Linked DNA regions of Homo sapiens: region 1 is linked to region 2. Evidence: chromatin contacts called from ENCODE Hi-C or POLR2A ChIA-PET data. All regions are on one chromosome and are shown on one strand. Each heading gives the region's core, a stretch centred on a gene start or an enhancer-like site at or near the end of the contact. The rest is flanking DNA. Distances are from core to core; before and after follow the strand shown.

Evidence for each region. Hi-C counts contacts between places; a loop is a spot of excess contacts on that map. ChIA-PET counts read pairs that join two places held with the same protein, here RNA polymerase II (POLR2A). Pooled maps may share reads with other maps.
Region 1: a loop to region 2 is called in a map of ascending aorta, with 2.3 times the contacts of the local background. The contact joins two enhancer-like sites. A Hi-C loop is called at or near these places in 3 of 168 maps with a recorded cell type or tissue (Calu3, ascending aorta and sigmoid colon) and 3 of 50 pooled maps. POLR2A ChIA-PET finds 5 or more read pairs at or near these places in 6 of 52 experiments (AG04450, GM12878, H1 and 3 more).

What each region holds. Positions count from the first base shown.
Region 1 is chr10:29,614,960-29,621,168 of GRCh38, reverse strand. All of the region lies in intron 1 of SVIL (supervillin), which reads left to right. Among named protein-coding and RNA genes, the nearest start is that of MIR938, 16 kb to the right of the region's middle. RefSeq lists enhancers at 1-80, 1,833-2,462, 2,463-3,093. Within about 2 kb of position 2,373, at least 21 of the 41 ENCODE cell types and tissues checked have a DNase peak (open chromatin) inside an H3K27ac peak, as active enhancers do; they include ascending aorta and sigmoid colon, where a contact is called at or near this core.
Region 2 is chr10:29,658,226-29,664,664 of GRCh38, reverse strand. It overlaps a transcript of SVIL not described here. Among named protein-coding and RNA genes, the nearest start is that of SVIL, 26 kb to the right of the region's middle. RefSeq lists an enhancer at 4,930-6,129. Within about 2 kb of position 4,949, at least 25 of the 41 ENCODE cell types and tissues checked have a DNase peak (open chromatin) inside an H3K27ac peak, as active enhancers do; they include ascending aorta and sigmoid colon, where a contact is called at or near this core.

The DNA of each region.
Region 1 (6,209 bases), core at 1,124-3,623, 41 kb after region 2:
TACAAGATTTACCTGATTCTTACATGGAGGTAGTGATGTATTATTAAATACACAGAATACAAAGGCAAGGATGGGTGGGGCGTGCACCTGTAATCCCAGCACTTTGGGAGGCCAAGGTGGGAGAATTGCTTGAGGCCAAGAGTTCGAGACCAGCCTGGGAAATATAGTGAGACGCCATATCTACAAAAAAAAAAAAAAAATTTTAAGAATAAAAAATCAAATTTAAAAAGTTTATTTAAAAAGTCAGGGATAGCCCGGGCGTGGTGGCTCACACCTGTAATCCCAGCACTTTGGGAGGCTGAGGTGGGTGGATCACGAGGTCAGGAGTTTGAGACCGGCCTGGCCAACATGGTGAAACCCCATCTCTGCTAAAAATACAAAAAATAGCTTGGTGTGGTAGTGGGCGCCTGTAGTCCCAGCTACTCAGGAGGCTGAGGCAGGAGAATCATTTGAACCCGGGAGGTGGAGTTTGCAGTGAGCTGAGATCGTGCCATTGTACTCCAGCCTGGGTGAGACTCCGTCTCAAAAAAATAAAAATAAAAAGCAGGGATAATACCTCACTTCCCCTGCTTAACCCTAGCATCAAGAGTAGATGAATACACAAGTTGAATTGGATTAGGTGACTATATATCAAAAACAATTCAGCTCAGCTGTTGCACTGAATGAACGTTTTTAAAATAACCGCACAGTTGACTATCCGAGTTGCCACCTGCCCTTATTTGGTTTGTCAGAGGGTGGGTGAATATTTAGGGACACTATAAGGGGAGTCCTCTCCTTTCTCTCCCACCTCTTTCCTTTTGCTCTCTCTCCCCCTTTCCCTTCCTCTCTTTTCCCTTCTTTTCTTTCTTTTCTTTTCCTTCCTTTTCCTTCTCTTTTCCTCTCCTCTTTCCTCTTCATCTCTTCCTATATTCTCTTTTCTCTTATTCTCTTTCTGTTTCTCCCCTTTCATCTTCAAGACATAACAACATGGCTATGGATATCTGTAAGTTTGACTGATTTTAATGTGTGCAATGATAATTTTTAAAACATGCATAGTATATACATAATATGTCTCCATTTACACGGTTCTGATGGCTTTCTTAATATTGCTAATACTAAAAAAACTTTAAAAATTATTATAATTTGAAACATGAATTCTGATTTCTAGGCTTCATGATACCTTGTGGAAAGAAGCTGTTATTTCTTCTTAGGATTGGTCATTTTTTCTTCTCTGTTATCTTTGTGTATGTATGTATTATACATGTATGTGTACCTATGTATGCGTAACATCCAAAAAAATCCACATTTAAAAAAAATGTAGTTTGCAATAATCTTTTTAAAAATGTAGTTTGTCATAATATTTTTTAAAATGTAGTTTGTAATGAGGAGAAAATGAGTACATGACAATCGAGTTTGATTTTAGTAGAGCAAAAATTAAAATCAACCCTCAGCTTATGCTTTGGTGTTTGTTAACTCAAATTTAAAATTAGAAATGTGGTAATTATTTGGCAGTTGTGGCTTTCTCAGGGAAACCATATCATATTGTATGTGTGTGCTGGCCTTTAAAAATAGATATTGCCACGAAGCTCATCATCTGAATTCATGGCCGACTCCTGGAAGTGGTGGGCTTTGGAAAGCAGGGCTGTGAGTTTGGCTCTTACACTTCCAGGGAGCTCTCCATTCCAGCTTTGGTTCCCTTCAGTCCATCTGTGGTCAAAGCTCTTTTGTTTTCAAAGCTAACTGCTGAAGAGTAAACACTCTTGACCCTGACTGTAAATATGTGTCATACGTCTGGTTAGTTTTAGTTTTAACTGAACAAAATCATTTTGGCAGAAGAGTCATTAAAGTTTGCACAAAATCCTGACCTTCACATCCCTGGTTTTCCTCACATACGCATCCGCAGGGAGTCACAATCCATTTGAAAATATTTCTTCTCTGGGACTGAAAATCTCCTAAAACGTGTATTCTTCAGCAAACAAAGTATCTCATAAAATGTAAACGTGGATGACTGGGGGAATACAATTTTTTTTGCGCATAATGACTTCTGTCAGTCCTCTAAGAAATTCAAAGAATTTTCACGGCTTCCAGTTTAAATTCTAGCGCCTCTGGCCATGGCCATGGTTTGTTCTGTGTTTGATTATCTTTCCGTTCAGGGGTTCGATTGTTACTGGGCTACTTTAGACAAAGCTACCTGGATCTTGAGTTGCCACTTTTAGCCCAAAATCCCCTTCCTACCTGTTTAAGGGGCAGTGGAGCACTTGGTGGCCACACTGGCTCTCTGTGTTAAGGTGTTTGCTGAAAATTAGCTGTCTACGGTGGCCTATGCCCGTAGTCCCAGCTACTCAGGAGGCTGAGGGGGCGGGAATTCCCTGAGTCCAGGAGTTTGAGGCTACAGTGAGCTCTGATTGCGCCACCGCACTCCAGCCTGGATGACAAAGCGACACCTTGTCTCAAAAAAAAAAAAAAATCTGCTGCAAGAGCTTATTTGTAACCTGGAAGGAAAGGAGTAGTCCAGGGTTTGGGGCAGAGCCTATTGCCTCTGAAAAGACCCAGTAAATTCTCTGGGGACTGCTTGTATCCTTGTAACTAGATAGTCGTCACACATGAGTGAAAAGAAGGCATTTGGGCTTTGAAGGTGGTCAAGAGCGTCCAGGCTGGGCCAGGCATGGTGGGTCTGTGTGAGAAGCAGAGCTTAGGAAGGCTGGGGTCTGAACATGCTTTGACTTTTGCTTTGTGCAACCAGTAATCCAGAAAAATCCTACCTGAAGCCCCAGAGGCTGTGCTTCTTCAGCAGGGTGTCATATTGTCAGGGAGCTGCAAACAGCCTGTTGTAGTCAGAAAAGACGGTGTTTTCCTTTCCACAGCTTTATGGACATAAAATAAAACTTGAATTTGACAAACAATACAATAAATCCTCCTTTCCCAAAAATTACGAGTTGAGGTCATGGTTCCTAATCGGAACTGTGTGCAGCTGTTGGATTTTTGGCGCTTTCTAGAGCTTTCACTAAAATCAAATGCATTTAAACACCCTCCCTCCTCAAGAGGACAGGATTAGCCCGCCTCCCCAGGAGAACAGTGCTCTGCTGCCTGCGTCAGCAAGCTCCTTACACAGTGGTCTCCTGCCTGTGTCAGCGAGCTCCTTACAACAGTCTCTGTGCACGTCCCATCACTTTATCATGGATTAGAGGCTGCAGGATGTTTTCATATGGCCCATGATAATGTAATGATGGCTGGTACTTTAGGACTTGAAAACCTCTTAACGTCTTGGCCAGACTGTGGACTGTTCTTTCAGGCATCTGTCTTTTAAATCAGTTATCTCCATTTGCTGTCAAATTTGGCCTGCATTGGCCGGCTTTATTATTTCTATTGTTCCATAGAGAGCCACACTGAAACTAATTTGAGAAAAGTGTAATCTCTATTGAAAACTTGGAGTCCACCAGCAAGTAGACTGTATATTTTGGAGTGTCCACCAAAAGCTCATAGTCACTGTCACCTCGTAAGGATGCTTCCAATGAATCTCCAAAAAGTAGTTTACATCTGCATCCTTGGTGGAGATTTTCTTAAGTAGACAGAATTTCTCTTTTTTTTTCTTTCTTTCTTTTTTTTTTTTTAGATTAGTTTTCCTTTTTCGCCCAGGCTGGAGTGCAGTGGCACGATCTCGGCTCACCGCAACCTCTGCCTTCCGGGTTCAAGCGATTCTCCTGCCTCAGCCTCCCAAGTAGCTGGGACTACAGGTGCGCACCACCACGCCTGGCTAATTTTTTGTATTTTTAGTACAAAATACAAAATAGAGAAATACATTAGAAATACAAGTACGATGCTCTTGTCAGGGAAGAAAAACTCTTTCTTTATCCTCTCTTGTGCAATGACCAGGGGCCTGCAAATGTAACTGACAAAAGTCAGGTTCACAGCAGAAAAGAATACAAATGTTATTAATAATTTATATGTATGGGAGTTCACAGAAAAGAAGTAACACTCAACAGATCAGACTTGGGAGCTTATATACCTTTCTTCATAAAGGAAAAGAGCTTTGGGCTTCAAGGGATGAACAATTGTGCGGAAGCAACTGGGAAATACACGGGGGAAACTAGGGGAAGATAAGCGTTATTTTAGTGAGGTTTGTTTGTGCAGACTCATCTCCATCTCTGGTGTTAAGAGTTGCACTTCAGCCAGGTGCGGTGTCTCATGCCTGTAATCCCAGCACTTTGGGAGGCTGAGGTGGGTGGTTCACCTGAGGTTGGGAGTTCAAGACTAGCTTGGCCAACATGGCGAAACCCTGTCTCTACTAAAAATATAAAAATTAGCCATGCTTCGTGGCGTGGGCCTATAGTCCCAGCTACCCAAGAGGCTGAGGCAGGAGAACTACTTGAACTTGGGAGGCAGAGGTTGCAGTGAGCAGAGATCACGCCACTGCACTCCAGCATGGGTGTGACAGAGCCAGACTCCATCTCAAACAAAATAAAAAAGAGTTGCACTTCCCCTTCCTGGTACAGGAGTGGGAGACACCTGAACAAAGGGAAGTTTATGCCTGGCTTTTAGGCAGAAAAAGTGGGCGCAGAGATCCTCCGTTGCCTTCAACTCAGAATAATCCTTATGCCAGAGTGGCATATTTTGAAATGGTATATTCCAGACCCTGCTTCATGCTTTACATAAAAAATATCAGTGCAGTACAATAAATCCTAATATCAGATTACTGTGTTTTCAGTGTGACATTTTGTTTATTGGAATCTGTCTTGTATGTCAGTTTATTGTATATTTTACTTGATTTTGGACTAACTTGCATGTATTATATATCACAATTGCCCGAACCTCAGAACGAGTTTACACGCTTTTGTCTTAAAAATGGAAATACAGGCTGGGTGCGATGGCTTATGCCTGTGATCCTAACACTTTGGGAGGCCGAAGTGGGTGGATTGCCTGAGTTCAGGAGTTTAAGACCAGCCCGTGCAACATGGTGAAACCCTGCCTCTACTAAAATACAAAAATTAGCTGGGCAAGGTGGCACACACCTGTAGTCCCAGCTACTTGGGATGCTGAGGCACGAGAATCGCTTGAACCCAGGAGGAAAATAAAAAGGAAATGCAATTTCTCAAATAGTAAAGGTTTAATAAGCCACCCACCTATGTGCTGAAATAACCTTGAATTGATAAAGATTTAAACAAAAACTAAATTTGGTCATCTGTATAAGCATATTATTTAGATATGGGGTATCATGCCATGTCATTGCAAATTGTGTAGGAAAAGCATCAACTTCTGTTTAAATTTGCTTGGCTGAAATAAATGTGAGGAAGTCAGTGTGGGAGTTTATGGCAAACTCTGAATTATTCTGAAAATAGTATATTTCAAAGAGGCAGATATCTCTAAACAAATCTGAACAGGATTTGGAAAACATTTTTGTACTTAAATTTGATATTATGCCTGATATTTAGGACTTCTAACCATTACTGCCCAATGCTTGATATATAGCAATAAATATTTGTGAAATGAAGAAATTAATGAATGGAACACACATACTTGAATGAGCAGAAAGACTGAAAGTACACAGAGCTGAAAGCCTGTTTGATTTCTTCATCTGTCAAGCTCCCTAGTGAAAATTTGCTTTGTGACACTTCTGATTCATTCAAACCTTCTCCAGAAGGAAAGTAATTAAGTGTTTTTGTTTTAGATAGTTCCATTTTTATACTGCAGGTGACAAGCGAGGAATAACCAGCTTTAGCTTTTAACACAATGAGTAATTAAACACAGAAGTTACTGCCAACAAAATTGAAATCAAATCTGTCATTTGATCCAGTGCTGTGTTGCATTTGCTTTGTGAATTGGTGGGGAAAATATGGTAAATAATAATACACCATTGTATGTTAAGAAACAGCTGGGAGAAGTAGGATCATTTTAAAAGGCTAAGAAACAAGGTGGCAAACATCTAGAAAATTCTTTAATTAAAGCTAAAGCAAATGAGATAAGATCAATCCTTCGATTGTGATATGATAGTTTTTTAAAAAATAGCAATTGTTTGGTCTGTTTCTTAAATAGATGCTGTCATTTACCTTAAAAGCTTTGCTAACCTCAAGTCTGACTGTGGGCCTTCTCTGTGGCCGCTGAAGCTACTAGTGTTGGTTCAAATTCCAACACTTTTTGTTATGATTTGTATTAGCATGGGGGGATAACTTAACTTCTGCCTCAATTTCCTCATCTGTAAAATGGGAATGATAGTAGTACATATCACATAGAGT
Region 2 (6,439 bases), core at 3,700-6,199:
ATAAAATTGACTCTTCTCTAATGGGTAGATGGTTTTGTTGATTTGACATTTTATTTATTTACTTTTTACAAATGTTCAAATAACAACAGTTATTATTATTGTTATTCCTGTGGCTAAACCAACCCTGGATGGCTGAGAATTAATTAGCTGTAATTGTTATTTATAATCAAGATCAGGCATTTGGCATGAATTAAGGAGACAGGGAGAGGTCGCTGAGCTTGAATCCAGGCAGCCAGAGGTCTCCTGCTATAGACAATATTACATCATATTCACACATGCATGTATCTGTCACACACCAACCTGAGTTTTTCTTCAATGTTTGCTACTTATTTATTCATTTTGTGTTTGCTATTAAGCAAGTGGTAGGAGCCATCAAAAAAAACATACATTTAAAAAAAATTATGAATATACATTTTGAAAAAGTGTATGAGAGATTCTTAAAGTTGAGAATTCTGCCCATTAACTCAATTTTTCCACTTGTGATTTTGGTTAATACCATATCCTTGAATCAGAACATCTCCCAGGGTTTTGCAGGAGTGTACTAAAAAATGTATGAGGACCTGATGTGTCCTTTTAAGAACCTGTGCTGTCATGGGATACACGGGAAGGTCATCCAATGGCAGCATAAAGACCATCAAATGGGGAACGTGTCCCGTAGGAAGATATCCCCAAGGACAGAGGGGTAGTGGAGTTTCTGGATCTCACCAGGGAGGATTGTGGTTCTTATTTTAGCTCCCTCTCCTTGATGTGCCCTTGGCGTCAGTTGCTATTTTGACTGTGAGCATCTTCTTGCAGTTGCCGATGTGCTGATTGCCAGCAGCACTCACCGGGAGAACCAGCGGCTGCTCTGCCCACTGCCTCCCTGTCAGTCTTTCCGCATCTCTTTGTTGAGCATGGGGCTCATGCCCATGAAACACTGAAAACATACAGTGCAGGAGAAGAGTCCCGCTGATAAAAAATGAGTCTGATTTTAGAGGGAAAAGTCCATATGGAATATAGGCGTCTCTCAACCAGGGCATGGTGGCTCACGCCTGTAATCCCAGCACTTTGGGAGGCCAAGCAGGGCAGATCACTTGAGGTCAGGAGTTCAAGACCAGCCTGGCCAACATGGTGAAACCCCGTCTCTACTAAAATACAAAAATTAGCTGGGCATTGTGGTGCACACCTGTAATTCCATGGACCTGGGAGGCGGAGGTTGCAGTGAGCTGAGATTGTGCCACTGCACTCCAGCCTGGGCAACAGAGGGAGACTGTGTCTCAAAAGAAAAAAACAAAAAAAAGAAATATAAGTATCTGTTGATTGAGAGGTAAAGTACAGAAAAGTTGTCACCATCAAATCTAATATGTTCTTCATAGTGGAAACTACCGATGTTTACTTACTGAAAAATCCAGTATTTGGAACAATATTCACCATTCTATAGATACTGTCTTACTGTGTAAAAATATTACAAGTCTAGGATCACAAAGTCTTCTATAGTTTTCTTGACAAATAAAATGGGCCATTGGTTAGTGCTCTTAAAATGGTCTATTCTTTTATTATTACTATTATTTAAGAGACAGAGTCTTATTCTGTTGCCCAGGCTGGAGTGCAGTGGTGTGATCATAGCTCACTGCAGCCTCAAATCCCTGGCCTCAAGCAATCCTCCAGCCTCAGCCTTCCAAGTAGCTAGGGCTACAGGTGCATGCCACCACACCCAGTTAATTTTCTTTACTTTTTTGTAGAGATGGGGTCTTGCTTTGCTGCCCAGGTGGGTCTCAAACTTCTGGCCTCAAGTGATCCTCCCGCCTTGGGCTCCCAGAGTGCTGGGATTACAGGCATGAGCCACTGCACCTGGCCTATTATTTGTCCTTCGTCCAAGTGTTCCGTGTGTGTGTGTGTGTGTGTGTACGCGCGCACATACATCCCTGCTGCCCTGTCTTCTAATGCCAGCTTCCCACTTTAATTGTTGCTCATTGCTTCTAACTTGCCTCACACATGTGACAGTCCAGTCACTTACTAGTGGCTTTCCCATCCATGTGTTTGCTTCTGGAATTATTGCTGTCAGAATGGCAAGCCTTGGGCACTAATGTGGTAGGCAGCTATCTGAGGGGTGATGGATGCCTGGAACTACTCCAGACACAGTGATGTCTGCAGGTCACTGTGCAGTTCCAATCAATGGGGACCTTCTCTAATGGGGAGATGGTCTTGTTGATTTGGCATTTTATTTATTTACTTTTTACAAATGTTCAAATAACAATAATGATTATTATGCTTATTGGTATTATTATTCCTGTGGCTAATCCAACCCTTGATGGTTGAGAATTAGCCATATTGTTATTTATAATCAGCATCAGGTGTTTGGCATGAATTCAGGAGACAGGGAGGTCTCTGAGGATGGATGAAGGCAGTCAGAGAAGCTCTCCTGGAAACTGGGGGCATCCAGGCTGAATCCTGAAAGATTTGTATGAGACCGGGGAGGAAGTGCCTAAGGCTCTGTGAAAATGTCTGGAAGAACCAGGTTTCCTTGCTAAAGGCATCTAGGGAAAAAGGTTGGAGAAAGAAGCCAGAATAAAAGTTGGGTCTCATGGCAGCATCATCCCTGAGGTCTGCAGTGGGGGTTGTTGGCTGCTTGGTGAAGAGGGATAAGTTGCTGCTCAATGCCCCAGAACTAGAGGCACTTGCTACTCTAGTAGTTTGGTAGTATGTGAATAAAACTCACTGGGGCCGGGCATGGTGGCTCACTCCTGTAACCTCAGCCCTTTGGGAGGCCAAAGACGGAAGGATCACTTTAAGCCAGGAGTTTAAGACCAGCCTGAGCAACATAATGAGACTCCATCTCAAAAAAAAAGAAAGAAAGTTTATTTGATTTTCAGTTCTAGAATTTGGAAAATGAAAATAAAAACTCACCAGAAACATCCATTCACTGTGAGCACCTCCATGGGCACCATCTGTCAAAGCACAGGCTTGAAACATTAACCTAAAAGGATGCCTTTGTCTGGCATATCTCTCTTCCAGATGCAATTGGTCTAGATTTAGTCCCAGAGTCTAGTCAGAGTTTTTGCACAGGGGGTTGGTAACCTGGTGAAAGTCAGTAACAGTTTGTTTTGTCCGGAAAGAAATGCCTTGGAAAGGTCAAGAGAGCCCCGGAGAGAAGAGACAAGCCCTCCTGGTCTGGCTCCAGCTTAGCTAGCATCTCCTCCTGCTGCATTAATCATGCTCATTCTCCTTTCTCCGGTGCCCTGTTTTCCTCTGGAATTCTTTTCTGCTTTTATTCCGGTTTGACTCGTTTCTCGAACTTCAACCTGTCCCTAAATTTGGACCTTTTCCTGTTTGTATTCTTGCTTTTTTATTTTTCCTAAATGATCCTGACTGCATGAAAGCTGGTTGATGGTGGGGTTTTCCTGTCAATATATTCTGAAGTTTTACTCTCTAGTGACTGAGGTTTTCCCTTTGTCTTTAAGCAAACCAGATTTCTAGGACTCAAGTGTTTCAGGCACAGGCTTTTTTTTTTTTTTCTTGTGAGACGGTGTCTTGCTCTGTCGCCAAGCTAGAGTGCAGTGGCGCAATCTCGGCTCACTGCAACCTCCGACTCCCTGGTTCAAGCGATTCTCCTGCCTCAGCCTTCCGAATAGCTGGGACTACAGGCATGTGCCACCACACCTGGCTAATTTTTGTATTTTTAGTAGAGACGGGGTTTCACCATGTTGGCCAGGATGGTCTTGATCTCTTGACCTCATGATCCTCCCATCTCAGCCTCGCAGAGTGCTGGGATTACAGGCGTGAGGCACCACACCCGGCCCAGGCACAGGCTTTTTAAACTCCTTCTTTGTCCCTGAGCTCATGATTTCACTGCAGATTTTCTTCTATCTGGACTCACAGTTGTAGAGCCCCAAGGCGATTGCTGTGCACACTATGAGTTTGAGAGCCCATGCTCCAGAGGTCAGGAGGGGAATGAGCCAGGGGAAGACGTGAGCGTCTGGGCAGAGATTAGCACTCTCTTTAAGAAGAGGGAGGGATGAGAATGTTTCTATTCTGCCCTTTCTTCTTGGCTTCTTGTGATTCTCTTGGCCCGTTCCCCCCACCAGAATTTTGCTCTGTGGCCTAGGCTGGAGTGCAGTGGTGAGACCATGGCTCACTGCAGCCTCCACCTCCCAGGCTCAAGCGATCCTCCCACCTCAGCCTCCCTAGTAGCTGGGAGGTGTGCAACACCATGCCTGGCTAATTTTTTATATTTTTTGTAAACACAGGGTCTTGCTATGTTGCCCAGGCTGGTCTCAAATTCCTGGGCTCAATTGATCCTCTCACTTTGGCCTCCTAAAGTGCTGGAACAATAGGTATGAGCCACCCCACCCTGCCTTTTTAATTTTTTTTTTGAGTCAAGCAAGGTGTTGCTTTGTTGCCCGAGCTGGAGCGCAGTGGTACAATCGTAGCTCACTGTAACCTGCAACTCCTGGGCCCAAACAATCTTTCTTCCTCAGCCTGTTGGGTAGCTGGGACCATAGGCAGGCCCAGCTAATTTTTAATTTTTTTGTAGAGACAAGGTCTCACTGTATTGCCCAGCTTAGTCTTGAACTCCTGGCCTCAAGCCATCCTCCTGCCTCAGCCTCCCAAAGTGCTGGGATTACAGACATGAGCCACTGTGCCCAGCCCCTGTTTTCTTTTTGAGTAGTTTTCTTTTTCTTTCTTTTGTGGCTGGTTCAATAAGAGGGTCTCCTTTTCCTAAGCAGGCAAAGGATTTTTTAAACCAGTTTGGAGCCCTAAGGAGGAGTCCCAGGGGAAAAAGAGAGGCTTACATTGATCTAGCCCAGTTCTCAAGGCATCAAAGCTTTTTAGTAATAAAGAGATTTGTGGAGGAAAGGGAAAATGATTTTTTTTATTGTTGGAACAAAAAACGGTCTGCTTAAACCCAATAATTTGTCTGTGTTTACCGCAACCATCTCTGTGGCTTACAAGAATGAGTTCATGACTGTCTGAATTCCACCAGGCAGTGGTGACAATAATTTATTTTTTAACCTTGTGGGAACTTCACATGGGCTGACTCCCCTTTGACCCCGCACCCATCACAAGATGATTTTTTCCTAGAAGTTGCCTCTGGGGCTGGGCTTCTGGAGATGAACCCCATTCTCTCTATGCTGGATAAACCAGGCTTCTGACATCCTTCCTGTGGAATATTTATAAAAATGAGCGCCAAGGAATTCAGCTGTGGTTTCTTGCAATGCCTGGTGTGGTGCCAGCTGTTGCCCAGTTCAGAGCCCTCTGTGCTTGAGTGAATTCTTTTCTGACTTTTTCCGGCGGTAAGAATACAAGGAAGTGCTGAGTAGACAACAGAGAGGAGATGAGAAGATGGAACTCAATAGCCTAAGACAAAAGACTTCCCAAAGCCACGCTTGTTAACCACTAACCAGCTGATAAACGAGGGGCTTTCCTCTGTAGTCTGGGATTGCAGGGCTGGAGCCTTCTGTGTTGGGGACCTCTCCCAGGCTGAGTCATTAAGAACCACACAGAGTGTCAACCCTCGAGTCTAAAGAATGACTCTGTAACCTTGTGAGTCATCTTTCATACAAATTGCACCTCGTCAGGCAAACCACAAGGGGAAATGCATGTTTGCCTTAATTCTACTCTGGTACATTCTAGCATAGGTGGGGTTTCCCCTCACTCTTTGAGGAAAATAAATGCAGAGATTGTCTCTGCCTGGAATGCTTGACATAGACCAAGTCATAGCCAAATCACTCACCCTGATGCCTTCGGTGAGTTATTCCAGTCTCCTAACTCTCCACCCAGCATGTCTTTTTCTGTGGAATTGGGTCTTTGTTAGTTCCATCCAACTTCGTGATGAATTTCAACCCATTTCTTATTTTCTCAGTTGTCCCTTTGTGGCAAGGCTGCTGTTCCCAAGCCTCCATATTTGTTCTTTTGTTTTTAATTTTTTTAAAGACAGGGTCTTCCTTGTTGCCCAGGCTGAAGTACAGTGATCCAAACATGGCTCACTGCAGCCTTAACCTCCTGGACTCAAGTGATCCTCCTGCCTTGGCCTCCCATGTAGCTGGGAGCACAGGAGCACACCTCCACGCTCAGCTAATTTGTTCAATTTTTTGTATAGACAGGGTTTCACTTTGTTGCAGACTGGTCTTGAACTCCTGGCCTCAAGCAGTCCTCCCACTTCAACCTTCCAAAGTGCCAGGATTACAGGTGGGAGCCACCATGCCTGGCCATCCCTATATTTGGATCTGATTTTAAATTTGAATTTAGAAAGTACTCATATTTACCAAAAATGATTCTTGCTTATAGACCAAATAATACAATTTTAGTCCTCCCAGAAAAATAAGAGCTTTGGAGAACCATTGCATAGAAATGACTTTATTCACTGAGTTTACGATGAATGGGAAAAATGCATTCTTTTATTGAGCACTTTTTATAAGAGGTTTAAAAAGATACTTTAACCACTGCCTGTAATCTGTAG